2 separate regions of the Homo sapiens genome follow, and region 2 is linked to region 1. The links are chromatin contacts, found by Hi-C or POLR2A ChIA-PET in ENCODE. All regions are on one chromosome and are shown on one strand. Each heading gives the region's core, a stretch centred on a gene start or an enhancer-like site at or near the end of the contact. The rest is flanking DNA. Distances are from core to core; before and after follow the strand shown.

The links. A loop is a pair of places that touch in the nucleus more often than their neighbours do. ChIA-PET counts read pairs that join two places held with the same protein, here RNA polymerase II (POLR2A). Pooled maps may share reads with other maps.
Region 2: a loop to region 1 is called in a map of brain microvascular endothelial cell, with 3 times the contacts of the local background. The contact joins two enhancer-like sites. A Hi-C loop is called at or near these places in 3 of 168 maps with a recorded cell type or tissue (brain microvascular endothelial cell and mammary epithelial cell) and 2 of 50 pooled maps. POLR2A ChIA-PET finds 5 or more read pairs at or near these places in 4 of 52 experiments (AG04449, MCF 10A, PC-9 and 1 more).

The regions. Positions count from the first base shown.
Region 1 is chr1:214,360,928-214,364,613 of GRCh38, reverse strand. It overlaps PTPN14 (protein tyrosine phosphatase non-receptor type 14), which reads left to right. Exons shown (of 19, transcript NM_005401.5): 18 at 1-102. Among named protein-coding and RNA genes, the nearest start is that of SMYD2, 82 kb to the right of the region's middle. Within about 2 kb of position 1,998, at least 8 of the 41 ENCODE cell types and tissues checked have a DNase peak (open chromatin) inside an H3K27ac peak, as active enhancers do.
Region 2 is chr1:214,580,669-214,584,580 of GRCh38, reverse strand. No RefSeq gene overlaps it. Among named protein-coding and RNA genes, the nearest start is that of CENPF, 21 kb to the left of the region's middle. Within about 2 kb of position 2,565, at least 6 of the 41 ENCODE cell types and tissues checked have a DNase peak (open chromatin) inside an H3K27ac peak, as active enhancers do.

The DNA.
Region 1 (3,686 bases), core at 749-3,248:
AACCGGCACCCGCCCATCGTGGTCCACTGTAGTGCTGGGGTGGGAAGGACCGGCGTGCTCATTCTTTCTGAGCTGATGATCTACTGCTTGGAACATAACGAAGTGAGTCATTCTGGGCTTCTCTCCGGATACTCCACCTTGGGGACAAGTCTACACCCTGGCCAAACCTTTGCCTGCACCCTTGCATTTTCAGTGGTTAATTTCCTGTCTCCCAACCAGAGTTTTCCAGGCTCCTGGTTCCTAGTTTGACTCTGACATTTACAGCCCTCCTTATCTTTTTGCCCTCCCACTGCTCCGTGTAGATACCCAGATAAAACAGGAGAAATGAGGGTGTGCAATAGAAAACACTTAGAAAATGTGATCTTAGGCGGCATCTACTTCCAGAAGTCTTTGGCATTTTGTAGATAGCCTGGTTTTATTGTGGGTAATTTTCCATGGTGAGTTATTTGACCCCATATAGTTTCGATGCATCTTGCATTTCTAGGATGTGTTCTGGCCTAAATGCTAGGTGAAAATGTGTCTACTTGGAAAATGTTTTTCATTCTTCAGAGTGAGGTTTGAGGGGTTGTTTGCTTGTCTAGTCTGGTTGTTGCGTGGTGTAGCGGAGCAGAGTAGATACTTTGAGCACGCAAACATCCCCGTCTTTGCATCAGCGGGTCACCCTACCCCTTCTCCCTGCAGAAGTGGGGTGCTGCTGAGCCTGTGCACACAAGGTGCGTGGCATTCCTTTGCTGCTGTAGGATTAGGGAGTTACACTGAGAGACTTTCAATTTTGTGTAGGTGAGACAAACAGCAGTCAAAAGCTAAGGAATAGTTCTACCTTCTAGCTACGTGGGACATTAGAAGTTTTAAGGGGCTTTTGCCTGCCATATCAGCCAAGTAGAGGAGCCATGAACATGTCACTCTTCCTATTTCACAGAAGAGGAAACTGAGGCCCAGAAATAATTACATGATTTGTCTAGTGCCATGTGGCTCTTACGCAGTGGTACTGAAGCCAGAAGCAAGGTCTGTGTCTGGGTCCAGAGTTATTTCCTGTCTTCACTCTGCCTCCAAACGCTGAGTAAGATTTGGTTCTTACTCAGTTTTCAAATTATATGGCTTGAAAAATTAAAGGAAACTTGTGGTTTGGTAGTTTTTAAATTACAGAATGATTTGTTGCAACTCTGTGGAGGAATTTATATGATAATATACCTATTTATTCAATAGCATGAATCGTTTGAAAATCAGATTAAATATTGCTACATGAAGTTTGTCATATTGAATCATCCAGGAAAACAACGAATGCTAAGCTTAGACATTAAACTCTCTGCCCATGAAAAGATAATTTTGAGAATCTTCCAGTCTGTCCATGGGAATGAATGTTTGTGCTGCTAAAAATTGGAAAAGGGGCAATCCCAACTGTAGCCCAATGTTAGAAAAACATAAAACAAAGCTTGAGCGAAATGTTCATCATGGAATCAGTTGAGACTACATAACAGAAATGTCATTGCCCTCTGAGTTTTTACCATTTTGCCCCACATAGGATTTTTTTATTGTTTGCCTCTCTATTCCCATCACTACTAGAGGTCTCTAGAAATCTCTAGAACAATGAGTAACCTGCCACTGAGTCTCAATCCATCCATTGCTAGGAAGACAAAATAAGATGAGGTAGAATCAGTGTGTGCATGGCTTGAGGGCCTCATCATCACCTTCCCCACCTAATCGTCCTTTCCTTCCCTTCATATCACTTTTGTCACCAAATTCCCCCCTTGTTTTCTTTTCTTTTTTTCTTTTTTTTGAGACAGGGTTTTGCTATGTTGCCCAGGCTGGCCTCAAACTCCTAGGCTCAAGTAGTCCTTCCACCTCGGTCTCCTGAGTTGATGGGATTACAGGCGTAAGCCTGGCCACTCCACTTCTTTCCCCATTCCCTGTGCTCCGCTCCCTACTTCCCCTTTTCAACTCAAGAAGCCATTCTGTCTTGTCTGACACGAAAGACTATTCTGTTCTGAGCTCTTTGGAGACCCATCAAAGGCTGAGCCTCAGTGAGGCAATGACATGGGGGCTCACTGAACACCAGATGTTACTGGTCTGGCAGAGCACAGACAAGCATATCAAATCCGGAACAGTTTGGAGTAAGGGATTCGGCCAGTGTGGCCTCCTGTGGACTTGGTGAAGGCTCAGGGTGGTTAAATGCTCTATGGTGTGTCCAAACATAGCGGATTTCCTCAGTGCCCAACTGCATGCCAGAACATTCTTTGCTGGGACGTGGTCAACCCAAAAAGAACTTCTGTTCCCATTGATATTCAAAGATAGCAAGATGACTCATATTTTTCACTTCTCTTCCCCTAGCACAAATATAGCCAGTCTTATCTGTCCTATTTCCCATGGTTGCTATTGGTAGATGGTTAGCGGGGAGAAATGCTCTCCTTTTGTTCTGGTACTGTTCAGGCCTGGCTAGTAAGATCCAAGCCCCTATTTCAGGAGAAGAGTAGACCATGTTTAGTTTATTTTGTGTTTCAAGCAAAGATTTTAACAAATATATATTAAATTGTGGGACCATTTTTCTCCTGTCCAAACTCCCCTGCCTTCTTTCCACAGCTTCTGGATTTAGCATACTTTATATTTTAGTCTGTAATTCATGCAGTTTTAATTCTGTCAATGAAATGGCCTTTCTTTTTCCTGGACTTGTCCCTCTCAGTCTCATTCTAAACACAGAAAAGTTGAGCAGAAACAATGAAACACAGACACTTACAATGAGGTTGGTAGCTGTGCAGTGGGGAGTGGGGACAGCTGTCCCAGGCTGCTCTGGGAAGCCTCCCTGTGGCCCAGTGCTTTTGGTCACTGAGTGTTAGCTGAGACTTTTTAAGGTGCATAGAGTTTTTCAGAAAGCACTCGTTTTATGGTCTGCAGGACACTCAGTCCCTTGGATGTAGCTGTCTGTTCCAGCTACAGCTAATTACAAAAGGTCAGGATCTCAGTAGCCAAAGGGCAGATGTCTTGATCTTGCTGCTTTTCTGAGTAAGTTATACCTCCTTCATAAAGTGAGGAGGAGAAAATGTCTTCTAGACAAGATTGAGCAATTGTCAACTGCTTTGTGCTTCCTTGGCTTGGGGGCAGTTAAGAGCAGAGCCTGTGGGAGTGAATGAATCTTTAAGCCAGCTGGGACCCTTTCATTGAAGACCAGGAGAACTTTCTTTGTCATATCCCCAGACTTGAACATATCAGACAATATACTGTCATTTAGGCTCAGTCCTACAGGTAATTGAGATGGGGATGATGGTAGAGGAGGAGGAGGAGGATGTGGTGGTGGAGGAGGTGGTGATGGTGACAACATTGAAAATAATATCGTAACAGCTAACTTGTGTCTAGTGTTTACCATGTATACGCACTATTCTAAGAGCCTGATAGTATTAACACAAGTAGCCTTTGCAGTGACACTGTGAGCTAAGTCCTGTTAGTATCTGTGTTAGTCCATTCTCACACTGCTATAAAGAACTACCTGAGACTGGGTAATTTATGAAGGAAAGAGGTTTAGTTGACTCATAATTCTGCAGGCTGTACAGGAAGCATGGCTGGGAGGCCTCAGGAAACTTACAATCATGGTGGAAGGATAAAGGGGAATTAAGCACGTCTTCACATGGCAGCAGGAGAGAGAGAGAGCAAAGGGGGAAGTGCAACATACTTTTAAACAACCGGATCTCATGAGA
Region 2 (3,912 bases), core at 1,316-3,815, 220 kb before region 1:
AGGAGAATTGCTTGAACCCAGGAGACAGAGATTGCAGTGAGCTGAGATAGCGCTACTGCACTCCAGCCTGGCGACAGAGCAAGACTCCATCTCAAAAAAAAAAAAATTGTTATTAGGAAAAGCATAAAGAAGAGAAAATACACTTATAGTACTGCACTGTATTTATCAATATCATAAGTTTACAAGATGAATCATCTGTCTGAAATGGTGGGCAACTGCAGCTGCCAACCTCAATCTACAGACTGTGCAATTCAACTTTTATATCAAGCAATTCAGCTTTTTCTTGTAATGTCATGACCTTCTCTGCTTCCTGGGAGTACTACCAGTATCACTAGCAGCACTTTGTATGGGTTCCATGGTGTTATTCAAAGTTTACAATATTACACTAAACATGATGAAAAATACACAACAAGCACGAAAGGTAACTTTTTATTGTGATATGAAATTTACTAGAGATGAACTGCTCCCGTGGAGATGAATAGCCTCACACAGCATTTTAAGTTGATACAACACTTGAGCTCAATGCAATAGCAACAGAAGGTGGTTATGAAATTATCACAGTAGTACAGTATGTACTACAGTTAATTTTATGCAGTTATGATTTAATACTGCATTTTTACATTGGTTTACATTTCTCTCGACTGAATGGTACCATGCACAGTCTGTGTTCGTAGGCGTAAGTTTTAATACATTTTAACTTTTTATAATAAATTTGGGCATATTTTATGGTAGTAAATGATAAAATAGACTAGTAGCTACATATATGTTATGCATTTGTAACATATCTTTTTCTTAATGTTTTGATATTTTTAGAATATGTGGTTTCTCTGCAAGTTTTTTCAAGCTGTCAAAAATCTCCAAAAATTTTTTCAATATGTTTATTGAAAAAAAAACCCTCATATAAATGGACCTACACCATTCAAACCCATGTTGTTCAAGGGTCAACTGTATTTCTAAAAATTAACACAAGTTAATCAGGGAAGAAAAGCAAATTTAAAAACTTTGAAAAGAGAAAACATCATCATTCTGGAATCAATTACTTCCCAGAAATTTAAAACACATTCTTATAACTCTTGCAATAGTCATTTTTACGAAGGAACTAAAATGATTTATATATTTTTAAAATCTCAGTAGCTCCTTAGGAAAAATGCTTATCTAATGCTTATTTCTTCCAAAGTGTGAAAATCAATGTATGTTACATTTTCCCTTTCTTGGTTGGAAGCTTGATCCTCAAGAAAAGTGGCTTTTACGAGCCCAAGTTTCCAAAAAGACAATGTTACAGCCAAAATAAACCTCGCGACTTGCAAGACAAGTTTGCTCAAGGAGCAAGTTTTTATCATCGTGTGACTAAGTTAAGGATCAATTTGTCTCTATCTCATTTTCAATAATAGTTTTGACCCAGGTGTTAGATTAACCATGGACTAAGGTGCATGATTCTCCTGAGCTCTATGACCACGTGTCTTCACATCTTGGAATGAAAGTGAAGGAATTCCCTAAATCAGGAATACAGCTTCAGTGCCCCTAAGAATAACATGGAAAATTTTTTTTTAATGTTTAATTTGAGGCCATACCTAGGTATTGGGGTAGATTACAGAAATCCATTTTATGAATGAAGCAGGCATCTGTGTGGTCAACAGATAACATATACATATTTCCTGGTTGACTTCTATTTTCCTGGCACCTCTCTGGTTTAACATGTGTCCCAGAGTTATTGCTGTTGTTGCTTTAACAAAAGATTATTATTATTAGCTGCGTTAAAATAAGCCAGGACTGGTTTAGTGGATAACTTTGAAATAGGACGTAGGACTCGACTCTGGAGGCAGGGCTCAGACACCTGACCTAATTGAGGACTAGTTAAAACAGGGATGGGGTGGAAACACCTTTCCATATAAGACATGCCCACCAGTGTGCCATGTCAGTTTACCATTGCCATGGCAACACCCAGAAGTTACCACCCTTTTTCTAGGAATTTCTGCGTTAATCGCCTCTTAGTTTGCATGTAAATTAAAGTGGGTATAAATTTGACTTCAGAACTGCCCTCAGCTACTACTCTCAGCACACTGCCTGTGGAGCAGCCCTGCTCTGCAGGAGCAGTCACAGAGCTGCAGGACTGCTGGAGCTGTAACTCCGCCACTTCAATACCTACCGCTGGCTTGCCCTTGAATTCCATCCTGGCTGAACCCCAATTTGGGGATCATCTGCCCTGCATCAACTTTGTACTTCCATATTGTAGCATAGTCTTCCCTAGTAGTGTGTGAGATACATGTGCCATAAACAGAGTTCAACACTTAACAAGTGGTTAAGTCTGAGCTATCAGTGATAACTTCTTTCACCTTTCTTAAACCTTTCTTAAGGCACAGGTAACTAACTCCTCCATTTTAAGGATAGCGGCATATCTCATGCTGGCTTGAAAAAACAAAGTGTGGTTGCATACGGTGACTTAGGACAACTAACTTTTCATCCCAAAGGATGTGGGAGAAATACTTGTTGCTGCTGTCCCTGGCACCCATCTGGTGTATGAGTCAGTTGTGCCTTGGCCCCAGGTGGGGCCTGCAAGATGATTAAGGCACAAGGCTGCCAATCTGCCAGACAGTGGGGTCAGTGTGAAATGTGGGAAATTAGAAACGTGGTGAATGTGAAATACATGCAGGAAGTGGAGGCTAAGCATGCCTACCATAAAGCTTACACAAAGTAGTGTGAGCAATCCTGCTAAAATGGTTTTGGCATATACTAGATAGGGTAAATCTACAACTATTTATTTACCCTATCATTTGGTAACACTTTTCAAAAATGTTGTGATGAACTCTCTCAGCAACAAAGAGCTCAAAAAACAAAACAAAGCAAAAAAGCATGTTTAATGAAATTTCAAATGCAGATTTCTCATTTCTAAATAAAGTTGACGATGAAATATAACGTGCATAAAATATTTGCCAACATTTATCAGCCTCCTTGGGGCCTATAGTAATGAAAATTAGAAGACATAAATATGTTAAGGAGGCCCCAGAATTTACTTCAAACCTTAGCTGTTATTTTAAGCTTTTCTTCGACAGGCATGAAATATGAAGCAATAGCTGCTAATATATTTGGTTTAATTAACAGAACTCTGCAAACAGCTCATGATTTCTGTTTTATGTGTCACCAGCTGCTTCAAATTAAAATTTAATTAATTCCAATAATTGTTCAATATTTTCATGAAATTCAGTGACTCAAAGCTTTTGAAAGTTCATCTGACTTTATTGTGTCTGCTATTGCAAATTCAGTGACAAAATTTGTGAGGATCATATAAATACAAATTCTGGTGATGCACACATTATATTTATTGTCAATTAGTTTATTGATAAATAAGAAATCTATAAAGCAGAAATGTTCTAGAAAACTTTTAGAGAAACGCTATTATTAAAAACAAAACTTGGAACCAAGCCAGACATGGGAGAGTGTCTGTAGTGCCAGGCGTTCAAGAGGCAGAAGCAGAAGAATTTCTTGAGCCTACAAGTTCGAGTCCAACCTGGACAACATAGTGAGACCCTGTCTCTAAAAACAAAACAAAAACTTGGAAGCAAAGAGATATTAAAATTTATCCTATAAAAGCAAGGGAAGACTTGAGTGAATAAATAAGGAAAGCTTAATCCATTTACAGTGTTTAATTTTGAAATTCTATAATTGTGCCTTAGAATATCTACATTTCTGGAATAATCTTTTGATGAAGCTTTTTGTAAAAACAATTTCATAAATTTGTATTCTATGCCAGAATGGAATGAAACTGCAAAAACTAATAATTGTGAAGCATCTATATACAAAATATTTTAAAGTATGGAGACAACTTACTAACAAGTTTTGTCTTACAAAACTATTAGTTAAAGACATCTACTCTGAATGGAGGCAAACAGGAGGTATCATATCTGGGAAAATACT